Linked DNA regions of Mus musculus: region 2 is linked to region 1. A link is a contact called in ENCODE Hi-C or POLR2A ChIA-PET data. All regions are on one chromosome and are shown on one strand. Each heading gives the region's core, a stretch centred on a gene start or an enhancer-like site at or near the end of the contact. The rest is flanking DNA. Distances are from core to core; before and after follow the strand shown. Region 1 holds the start of Olfr750 (olfactory receptor 750). Region 2 holds the start of Klhl33 (kelch-like 33).

Evidence for each region. Hi-C counts contacts between places; a loop is a spot of excess contacts on that map. ChIA-PET counts read pairs that join two places held with the same protein, here RNA polymerase II (POLR2A).
Region 2: a loop to region 1 is called in a map of gastrocnemius, with 2.2 times the contacts of the local background. The contact joins the promoter of Klhl33 here to the promoter of Olfr750 in region 1. A Hi-C loop is called at or near these places in 1 of 37 maps with a recorded cell type or tissue (gastrocnemius). POLR2A ChIA-PET finds 5 or more read pairs at or near these places in 1 of 5 experiments (Patski).

The regions. Positions count from the first base shown.
Region 1 is chr14:51,068,661-51,074,402 of GRCm38, reverse strand. Olfr750 (olfactory receptor 750) reads left to right here and starts at 2,961. Exons shown (of 1, transcript NM_207558.2): 1 at 2,961-4,092. The coding sequence starts at 3,012. The coding sequence ends at 4,007.
Region 2 is chr14:50,894,099-50,899,923 of GRCm38, reverse strand. Klhl33 (kelch-like 33) reads left to right here and starts at 2,441. Exons shown (of 4, transcript NM_001370764.1): 1 at 2,441-3,476. The coding sequence starts at 2,741.

The DNA.
Region 1 (5,742 bases), core at 1,712-4,211:
GTGCCATGAGTTCTCTCATTTCCGTGGTTCATGCTTCTCTTGCAGTTGCCTGACTTAGGATGGTTGATGTCAAGTGAAGAAAATATTCTTTGTCTCCTTTTCAGATTTACCAGGCCCAGGATCTAGGAAGTTATCATAGAATCACAAATTTTGAGGACCACTGGGACATGTTTGCACCCCAACTCTCTCTTTTATTGTCTTGCTGTCTGGGTAATTTCTCTCTCCCCAGCCCTGCTGCTCCTTAAGCTCCATATGTCTGGATCAAGTCTTATTTCTCCGCTGGAAACCAAAGTGGCACATGGAAGATTCTACCTTGTAATACAGCGATTTATTAGAGACCAATGACTTTAAGTGATTTTTCCCTGCACTCGATCTAAATCCAGGAGCCAGGAAGAATGTGATCTAAAAGCAAAACAATGGACATTCTATTCCTAAAGCCCGTCAAGTCAAAAAAAATATGTTTTTCAACCACTAGAGAGAATATCTATTGGTAAGTGTGTTGTACTCTTTTTTTTTTTTTTTTTAAACAGGGTTTCTCTCTATAGCCTTGGCTATCCTGGAACTCACCAGGCTGGCCTCAAACTCAGAAATCCACCTGCCTCTGCCTCCTGAGTGCTGGGAATAAAGGCGTGCGCCACCACTGCCCGGCAGTGTTGTACTCTTAAGGTAGAAGTAACAGTCCATGTTCACCCCCTGCCTTCTAGCTTCTGTTCTTGCAGTGACATTTTAGTGCTGAGACAATTGTCTTTCACATGAACTGTGCCTAAGTCAGCCCAGGACCCTGATCATTTTGTAGGAGCCATTCTATCTACAGAAGGAGACTGGGCCCTGAAGTTTGACTTGCTCCTGGTATAAGAAGGGGCAGTATATCCAGAAACAGTGTTTATATCCATCTCTGTGAATCCAAGGCTAACCTGGTCTATATAGCAAGGTCTAAGGTTACTTAGTGAGACCCTGACTCAAATCACTCAATCAGACAAACAGAACAGAGCAAATCTGTGAGGAACAATGTAACACCCTCCTCAGGGTCAGAAAAGCCCCTATGCTCACTAGGCAGGAGATCAGCACCAGAGGCTATGCCAAGGAGAAAAGAACCCAAGGGAAGAGGCCTTACCCGATTTCTTGTTTTCCCAAGTGCAGATTCATCCCCAGAGCTGCAAGGATACCAGGCTACACTCAGTTTCATAGTGCTGCAGGCTGCTGGAAGGGTGGGACGGTGGAGGTGATACTGACTTACAAACCGGGAAGATAAACGTTTCAGGGTCCTACCCTTATGAAATATCAAGGGCATTCTGGAGCAGGAGAGTCATCCCCCGTTACTTCAGATATAGATAGGCTCAGTCCAATGAGGTGGTTTCACAAGGAATGACAGAGAGCCAGGGGGGGAAAAAAATCTGCTTTGAGGTGCCCAGTGCCTTCTCATTACACTTCACTCTTACTTTCTGTTCTTAGGTCAAATGCTTTGCTTCGTGGAAGTGTTCTTGTCCCCTCAAGTGCTCAGTCCTATATTTTAGGCATCTCTTTCTTGAGAGCACTACTTACCCTCTAAGGCTCGTGTTTCACGTTCTTCCTAGCATTCTGTACATATCAGTAGCATTTCTTCGCTACTGGTCACAAGCCCTAATTTTTCTGTCATGTTAGGCATTGGACAGTGATCCAGCAACATGGCCTGTCTTTGAATCGCTAAATACAGAATGCGGCACATGGTGAGAGCAGAGGTAAAACTGTAGTCCTGACCTGCGCAGTGCGATTTCTGTAGATGCTGGAGGGAGAAGTGCCAGCGATGAGCCCCTAAGGCGGATAACCACAAAGCTCCTGTATCCTAGACGAAAGGGGCACGTGCTTCCCACTCCCGCATCTGAGATCCAGAGGTGAGAAGGGGGACCAGAGTAGAGAGTCAGGAGTCTAACATCTGCTGGGAATGGGACCGTTGTCCTAAAATGTCACTGCAAGAATGGGGTGTGTTCGGAACAATTTAGCTAGAGAAAAATCAACGCTCTGAAAATCAACCTTGATGTTTTGCTACTGAGAGTCTTTAGTTTTTTCTTTTCTTTAGTTTGTGTTTTCTGTTATCTTTTAGTGGAGACTTTTAGAGACAGCACTTTACAATACCATCAATTCAACCTTTTTTTTTTTTTTTAAGTTTGTGGGACTGGAATGGCTTGAATCTACTTCATTTCCAGTTTAATTAATTATAACAGTGATTTGCAATTCTGTTTCTGACAGCCTGTTTTTGAAAAGGCTTCAGATTCTGTCTCAGAAGGGAAAATGTCACAAATTGAAAAAAGGCCTCATGGGCTGATATTAATGTTAGCCGGGGCACTTAGCTTGAATGCAACCGAGTAAGTGAATGGATCAATATGGCTTCTTGCTATAGTCAGCCTCCTTTATGTGTACTACACTTACTTCAGAAATGCAAGTAGTTTGTGTCAATCTGAGTTTAGTTAGGTTCTTGGTTTATTGTGAAAATTCTCCATAAAAGGGGAGAATTGGTGTATCAAATACCCTGGTCTCTGCAGCTAATTGTTTAACTGGGTAACTGAAACCCAAGCAAGGACCCCATCTCTTGATCCGCTTCCAAACGTGGGGCAAGCCAAGCCTGGGCTTTGACTTTCGTCCTGATTTTCTCTGCCAGTTCGTTAGGTTGACACAGGAAACTTTTGAATCCTTTGTCCTGTTATTTCTCTTGCTCCTTACCAAAGTTTGTAATTGAAAAGCAGAGCGTAGGAGACCGGGGTGTGTGTAAACAGCAAGAATTCTAAAGCAGGAAATCAGCCGGAGCTCTGTTTCTTCACAAAATCTCATTCTCGTATTTTCACCCAACTCTGATGTTCAGAGATACTTTCCCCATCATAATGAAGAGCCATCAGTCGAGATTTGAGAACAAGATCGTTGAAGATATAGACTCCGGACGCTTTCCTAAGACGTGGCTACCCTTTAGGGGAAATTTCTCTGAGTTTCAGGATGGGTGATAGAACGTCGTTTCATCTTTACAGCTGGGAAAGATAATAATGGCTCCACGTGCGAACCAGAGTGTCGGCACTACGGAGTTTGTCCTGGCAGGCTTCCCGAATCTCAACAGCACAGGAGCGGAAGTGTTCTCCGTGTTCCTTTTCGTTTACCTGTTGACTCTAACAGGCAACACGTTGATTGTTGTCTTGGTGGGGGCGGATCACCGCCTGCAGACACCCATGTATTTCTTCCTGGCTAACTTGTCCTGCCTCGAGATTCTGATCACTTCTGTCATCATTCCGAAGATGCTGAGCAATTTCCTCTCGAGACGGCACACCATTTCCTTTGCTGCCTGTATCACTCAGTTTTACTTTTACTTCTTTCTGGGGGCCTCTGAGTTCCTACTGTTGGCCGTCATGTCTGTGGATCGCTACCTGGCCATCTGCCGTCCTCTGCATTACCCCTTGCTAATGAATGGAGCCGTGTGCTTTCGGGTGGCCTTGGCCTGCTGGATGGGGGGACTCCTCCCTGTGCTTGGCCCCACAGTGGCTGTGGCCTTGCTTCCTTTCTGCAAACAGGGTGCTGTGGTTCAGCACTTCTTCTGTGACAGTGGACCCTTGCTTCACCTGGCATGTACCAACACCACGAGACTGGAGGAGGCTGACTTTGTCCTGGCCTTTCTTGTCATCATGTCCTCGCTCACCATTACTGGTGCGTCCTATGGCCACATAGTCCTGGCGGTCCTGCGCATCCCCTCTGCTTCCGGTCGGCAGAAGGCTTTCTCCACCTGTACTTCTCACTTGATGGTGGTAACCCTCTTCTATGGAAGTGCCATTTTCCTCTACGTAAGGCCATCCCAGAGCGGCTCTGTGGATACTAACTGGTCTGTAACCGTGATAACAACATTTGTGACCCCTCTGCTGAATCCTTTTATCTATGCCTTGCGCAACGATCAAGTCAAGGAAGCTTTGAAAGAGATGTTCAGGAAGGTAGTCGCCAAGCTGTTAGAACAGTCTTTACTTGGGGATAGTTTGAGAAAGAAGACAGCCAGTTGAAAGCGTGGGGACTCAGTCTCAGGTCCACACATCTCCATTGCCAGCTTTTCCTTCATCATGAGAGGAGCCAGGACGAGCTTCAAGGAGAACAAGCCTACATTTCTCTTTCAAGCAAAATGAATTAACTCTATATTATGCGTCGTAATAACAACTCACACTATTTTCAATATCTTATTTTATTAATTATGTGCCTATGTGGGGAATATGGGGTATGCCATGTGAGACTAGGAGTCAGACAGAGATTCTCTGGTAGGTAGACAGGGAGAGGGACCACAGCTAGGTAATAAAGGTGACCAACTTCCAACATTGCTGTCTTTTCTTACCCTCCTGATCTGTTACAAAAACTTGGCAGCTTAAAACAAAGGCCTGGAAGGCTTTTTTCCCCCTTGCCAATAGGCCCCCAGCTGATAGACACAACAGTTATAGGCCAACCAACTATTCTTTCTTCAAACTGATCAACCCTAAATTAGGGGAGCGTGGTGCTTCCATGGACTCAAGTGTATGAATTCTTGGTCCATAGGGAGTAGCACTCTTAGGAGGTGTGGCCTTGTTGGAGTGGGTGAGGTCTCCTTGAAGGAAGTGTGCCACTAGGGGGCAGGCTTTGGATAAATTAAGATGGAATAGAGATGTTGGGCCCAACACTGAATCTAAAATCGATGACCACAACTTTGCTAAAACATAGGTCTCCAGTGTACTCCAGCATCTTCTTCTGTCCCCCAAGAGCACTGCATGCATGTGGCACACACACACACACACACACACACACACACACACACACACACACACACACGTAGCCAAAACACCCATACACCCAAAATAAAATAAAAATTAGAAAAACAAAGCTAAACAGTATGGCTTCATTAACAGAGTCACCAAGTTTACTCCAGATAAGGAGACCGCTTACGATCGTTTCTCTGCCTCGTGTCTGTGGGAGTAGAGTGGCCATGGCACAGGCTGAAAGGAATTCCAGGACCTACATAGGTTTCTCAATGTGCAACAGTAGCACTTTTTAGGACCCCCTGACCCTTTGTTCTGCGTGTGCAGTCTGGCAGGCCCTCTTTGCAATATTTCAAGTCAGTACATTCCTAAAGGCTTTTAACTACAAACTTCCAAAGGTTGTTTTGGAAAATATAAACTACATAGTAAGCCAACATAAACTACAAAGTAAGCCAAGACGCATATCTGTGCCTAAGATGACAGACGTCTTCCGCTGTTTACTTAGTAGGTGTGGTGCGTGCACCTACTCCTTGGTGAGTTCCAGCCAGCTAGGGTTACATGGTGAGACCTGGTCTCAAAAAGGAAAAGAAAGTATAATTGAAGATCAAAAGGCACCTTCAAAAGTTCGCCCCAGCAGCCTGGTGTACATAGTGAGTTCCAGGATAGCCAGGGCCACATAGACAGTCCCTGTCTCAAAAACCAACCAACCAAGAAGCACATAAATTAAAGTCTGTCTTAGAATTGTTGTTTTGTGGTAAGGCTGCAGAGATCGCAGCCTCTCAGGCTGGCCCCTGGAAGATCCCAGCTATACTGGGATTTGACCTTTTCCCTTGGTATTTCTCATTGGCAACTTTAATTGTTTTGTTTTGTGTGACAGAGGAGAAATAAGAAAAATCTAGATCCCCCTTTAAAAAATTTTAACAAAGCTGTGACAGTTTTATGTCAGCTTGACACAAGCTACAGACATTTGGGAAGAGGGAACCTCAACTGAGAAAACAACCTCATCAGACTGGCCTGT
Region 2 (5,825 bases), core at 1,192-3,691, 170 kb after region 1:
AAAACATTGTGATTTTGTGAACAGCTAAGGTAAGCCATTTCAGGGAAGGGTGATTATTGTTTATTCCTTGATGTGGAAGTGTCATCCGCGGGAAGTGGAAGCCAGAACCCCGGCTCAACTGCAAAAATAAAGCTCTCAGTTGCCAGCTGTGGCTGACTGCCTCAGTTTCTTTCTTTGGATTGATTTGGTGATGTTTTCTATCTGTTGTTTGCTGCTTATTCTTTTACTTAGTGACCTCACCCAAGAGACATTCTGCTGTGCCCATGACCCCTGATTTGCCTGAACTGGCTACCTCAATTAGCCTCCAGTTGATTTCTGCTGGATGATCATGGGTGCCCATTTGGTAGTATTTTGCTGTCTACTGATTCTGTCTCCTACCTGCCATTTATTCTTTTAATTTTATTTGCTATATATTTAATAAACTCATTCATTAAAAACTGGAAGCATGGCTGTTGAGGATCATTCTTCAGACCGTACACAGCACTTGCTAAGTCCTTTGAACTTCCTCTGTCTCTATTCCCTGAAAGTTTGAGGTCATAATTGAAGCTCTCTGCTTATTAGTACTAAAACCATTAAAACAATACATACAGGGCTGGAGTGATGGCTCAGCGGTTAAGAGCACTCACTGACTGCTTGCTCTTCCAGAGGTCCAGAGTTCAATTCCCAGCAACCATGTGGTGGCTCACAACCATCTGTAAATGGGATCCGATACCCTCTTCTGGTGTGTCTGAAGAGAATGACAGTGTACTCATATACATAAAATAAATAGATAAATAAATCTTTGCCGGGCGTGGTGGCACACACCTTTAATCACAGTACTTCGGAGGCAGAGGCAGGAGAATTTCTGAGTTTGAAGCCAGCCTGATCTACAGAGTGAGTTTCAGGACAGCCAGGGCTACACAGAGAAATCCTGTCTCAGAAAAACAAAACAAAACAAAACAAACCCCAATACATACAGAGCCAGTGAAATATTCCAAACCTTAAAATCCTCTCGAAATGACCACATAAAATTGTTTATTTTAAAATCTTAAACTTTCAGGAACCATTCAGGTTCAGGAAAGGTTATTTGGAAACTGATGTAGGGGAATTTGGGTCTCTTGATTACTTTTCTGATCCTGCCTGATTGCATTTAAACAGACCCCAGAGAAGGGGCAAAGAGTTCAGACCAAAGATCTAGCCAGGTTGTAGTCACCAGCATTTGATGACAGTCACCAGAAAATTGACGGGCAACTTGTTTCTTTTTTTTTAATATTCATTTATTTTATTTATATGAGTACACTGTAGCTGTCTTCAGACACACCAGAAGAGGGCATCAGATCCTATTACAGATGGTTGTAAGCCACCATGTGATTGCTGGGAATTGAACTCAGGACCTCTGGAAGAGCAGCCAGTGCTCTTAACCACTGAGCCATCTCTCCAGCCCCGGCAACTGGTTTCTATAACCCAGGCTCTAGGCCCTACATGGCTACTGACCCTGTCCTTACTAAGGCAGACTTCAGTCTCAGGGTGGAGTATGAAGAAAACATCAGTTGGTATCCAGCAGGCAGCTCTGAGTGCTGGCAGTGTGACTTGGGAGAAGAGAGTTCAGAGCTTCCATTGGTGGACACCCTGATGAAGCCATCCTTGAGAAGCATTGGTCCAACTGGACCTGCAGCCTCACTTCTGTTCCCTTCTATGGTTTAGAGGCATGTCTAACAACATGATATAAGCTTCCTCTTTCTGAAGAATCTGAAGAGGAAATCCACTAGTGAGTTCAAATTCTCTTAGAGCATGGCCAGGAGGCCGGGGGGTGGGGGGCGGTTAGGGAAGGACAAGAGCCATTAGAGTTTAACTTTCTGGCAGTCCTAGTGGTACCTGCATATAATCCCTTCACAGGAGATTTCCACCAGAGTTCAGGACTTAAGGGAAGTGGAGGCCACATAGAAGACATTACCTGTTAAAACCAGTTCCTAAAAATACACATCTCTGATTTACACCTTCAGTTTGGTTATCACTGCTGTGTAAAGTGTTAGGCTTTTGGTCCACCCTCTGGGGTTATGAAGGAACAGCAAAGTCAGGCAGATGTTAAGAGATATTTCCCCCCCAAATCCCACAGCTATGATGGAGGAAGATGAGTCAAATGTTAATTGTTTATAGTCTAGACTTTCCAGACTCCCTCACTAGCCTCCTGTCACCTCCAGCCACCAACTGGGAAAACAGTCAGTCCTTCTGGCCTGGCTCACTCTACCCAACGTTTGCGTTCCCTTTGCTTTGCAATTTTCCCCACTCAACACACTCTTGTGACCTACAGGTTTGGAAGGAGGGAAAGGGGAAGTCATCCCAGGACTTGGCCCAGTGCATTGAGTGTCAGCTTCCAGCACTGAGAGATGAGGGTTTAGCCCTCAGGCTAGCTATAATTAGCCAAGTGCGGGCACTGCTAGGATCCGTACACAGCAGTCCTAAGCAGACTGGGAACTCAAGAGAGGGCAAGCAGAAGCCCGGTGTCTCCTGCCTGGGATTAAAAGAAAACGAGTGGAAAGCGGGGCTTTGTCCTGAGCCAGATGGCTACAGGCGTTTGTGGTTCTGTTGCACTTGGTGAACCCTATGGTTAGTTAGCGCCATATAGCCCAAAGTTAGTGTGTCACCGGACGGAGTGAGGGACTGACAGCTGAATTGAAGACAGTTCTGTTTTCCTGAGTGCTGCTCAGGTATACTTCTCTCATGCCTGGGCACCTGCGGCAACCTCACAAGCGTCTGGAAGATGGCAAGCCTTTCCTCAGACTTGGAGCATGTCTCCCTTCCTATCGAGAAGGACAGTCTTGAACTACCTGTGCCTGCCGGAAGAACCTTCTCCCGGTCTCCCTCTTCCGATGAGGATCCCGGCTTGTTTTCCTTTTCTCTGGCAGAGCCTGACCCACCTAGCCCCTTCGTTTCAGGAAACCTTCCCTTTCTAGCTTCATCTCCGGAGAAAGGGAAGAAGCAGGATGACAGCGACGACTCAGCGGAGCCTGAGATGCTGTGCAGCGTGGAGCACCCCTGCCAGTTCTTCGCTGAAGCGCAGAGACTGCGGGAGCAGAAGCTGCTGCTGGATGAAGAGGTGTCTGTGGGGGGACAGGTATATGGGGTGCATCGGGTGATCTTGGCTGCAATTAGCAGCCTCTTCCGAGGCAGGCTGCTGAGCGGTGGGGGTCAGCAGCCCAGTTTCAGCCTTGATGTGACCCCGAGGGGCTGGGAGGCTGCGCTGACCTTTGCCTACGAGGGGGTGCTGGGCCCCGCCTCACAGGACGAAGTGCTGGCTGCTGCAGAGGCGCTGGGAGCACCCCGGGTGAAGAAGGCGGCCCAGCTGAAGCCAGAAGGACTTGGTAAAGCCAGGGGAAATGAAAAGAAGCTCAGCCAGGCAGAGGAGCTGAGGGAGAATCTGCACAGCATTGAGCGTCTGTATCGAGAGGGCATCGGGTGCGACTTGGAGCTGGAGGCAGAGGGCTACCGCCTGCGGGGTGAGAGTCTGTGAGACAACTGCCAAAAATGCATGTTTTGCTTGTTTTGCGGTGGTAGGGATGGAACCTAAGGCCTTAATTCCACTCTACCATGGATCCACACCCCCTAGCCTTGCGAAATAGTTTTGTATTATTGCTTCAGCAAGAATGTCCTTTTTGGTGCTTCTCCAGAGCCACCAAGAAATGCACATGCGCAGTTGAATTGTTTTCCTAGACACCCGGACAGATTTGAACTGATAGATAGTTCAGGCAGTTTCCCCCCCCCCCCCCCCTCCCTGGTAGCTAGAATTTCCAGCCAGATGGCTAGGGCTTAGAGTACAGTCCATGGCAGCAAAACAGGGAGAAAGAGACTGACTCAAACAAATTAGCTAGAGCCTTTTGGCATCTACTCAGCACACAGCAAAGGGCAGCCGAGGCCATCAGTACAAGTTTCCCAGTGTGTCCTTTGTCCTAGGTGTGTTTGACTCTGGCAGCAGACTTCAGTCTGCTTCCCCTGTGCGGTTATCCCCTATGCAGTTATACCAGGATATGTCTGACCTGGGAAATGGAGTCTGTCGGAGACACAACAAAGCTTAAAGTTACAATAGATTTGCTTAGAGATTACCTAGTTCAGGGCTAATAATTTTCAAATGAAGAAATCAAGCAAACTGTGGTGACTTATGTCTGTAATTCCAGCACTAAAGAGACTGAACAAGAGGACTGCCCAGAATTTGAGGCCAGCCTATGCTACATAGGCCAGTGTGGACTATATTGGGAGTTCCTATCTCACAAACCAAAATGAAAAAGGAAAGAGAAAAGAAACCTAGTAGTGCCTTGTGACCTCTACCTGTAACACTTAGGAGGCTGAAAAAGGAGGACTGGCATGAGTTCAAGACCAGCCTAGACTGACTCCAACATGCCCACTCACAGCACTAAGTGCTTAGTGAGGTTACTCTAGAGGAAAGTCAGCCCTAAAGGTTTCCTACATTTCCTGTGGCACTAGCAAAAGGGTGATACTTCAACATTTCATAGTAGCTATAACATTCTCACTAAGGAATGAATTTAAACCTATGTATTCATGCCGCTGTGTGGGAACCCATCACTTTAAGTCGTAGGCTCCAGTGATGAGTAGCAGGGAGATCCCAAGTGGCTGTGAGCTTTTCACAATCCACTCTCAGATAAAAATGTTGCTTGGCGATGTGAAAGCTGAGCTGGTTTAGCTCATTGTCCAGAATGTAGATTTTTGCCTCAGACAACATAGAGCAGGAAGCTGTAACTGATGTTTGCTGTTTGGGAAGTACCAGGCCACTACATACTGCATATGTATAAAGGAAACATCATTAGTATCCCTTTGAGAGATACACATTCTACAGCTGGTCAAAAGAGCATTGGAGTTATACAAATCACAGGGAGCATGGAGGCCTAAGGCTTTCTGAGATACTTTCTAGCAGAGTGTTTGTCTTTCTGTCACGAAACACTTCAAACACAAAGCAAAAAAAGAAAAAAAAAAGAAAAGAAGAGAAAAGAAAAGAAAAACACAAGCCTTCATCACACTGGCTTAACGATTAATATGCTACCATGTTCATTTCATCTCATTCTTTCTAGTTGACATCTTATTGAGGGATAGGTGTTCTAAAAACAAAGGAGAGGTGAGAGAGATGACTTGTGGTTAAAAGCTCTGTCTCATCTTCTAGAGGACACAGCTCAGTTCTCAGCATCCATACTGGACACATCACAACTGTCTTGAGAACCCATGCTCCTACACACACATTCACACATAGGTGCACACATAAGCATCATTGAAATAATAAAAATATCTTTTGAAAGGATATTTGAGCTTTTGCTTTCTGTTTTATTTCTCCTTTTGAAGAGTCTCACTGAGTTCCCCAGGTCGGTCTTGAATGCATTCTGCAGCCCAGGCAGGCGTTGACCTTACTGCTCTCTTGCATTAGCCTTCAGGTAACTGGGGTTACAAAGCCTTAGACACAAAGCACAACCCTATTCTTTAACTCTTCTGTACTTAAAAATGACTACACTTAATGATTCATGTGTGTGTGTGTGTGTGTGTGTGTGTGTGTGTGTGTGTGTGTGAACAGCAGGACACTAGAGTACTCCTGTGCTTATGTGCAGTCAGAGGACAGCTTGCTGGAAGCAGCTGGCGCCTTCCACTATGTGGGCCCCACAGTTAGAACTCAGGTCCTTAGGCTTAAAGACGATTTCCTTTACCTACTGAGCCATCTTGCCTGCCCCCTGTTTCTTTCTTTCTTTATTTTCTTAGAGGTTTGCTTTATTTTATGTATACATGAGTGCCTGTATGTGTATCATGTACCACATGTGTGCCTGGTGCCTACAGAGGCTAGAAGAGGGTGT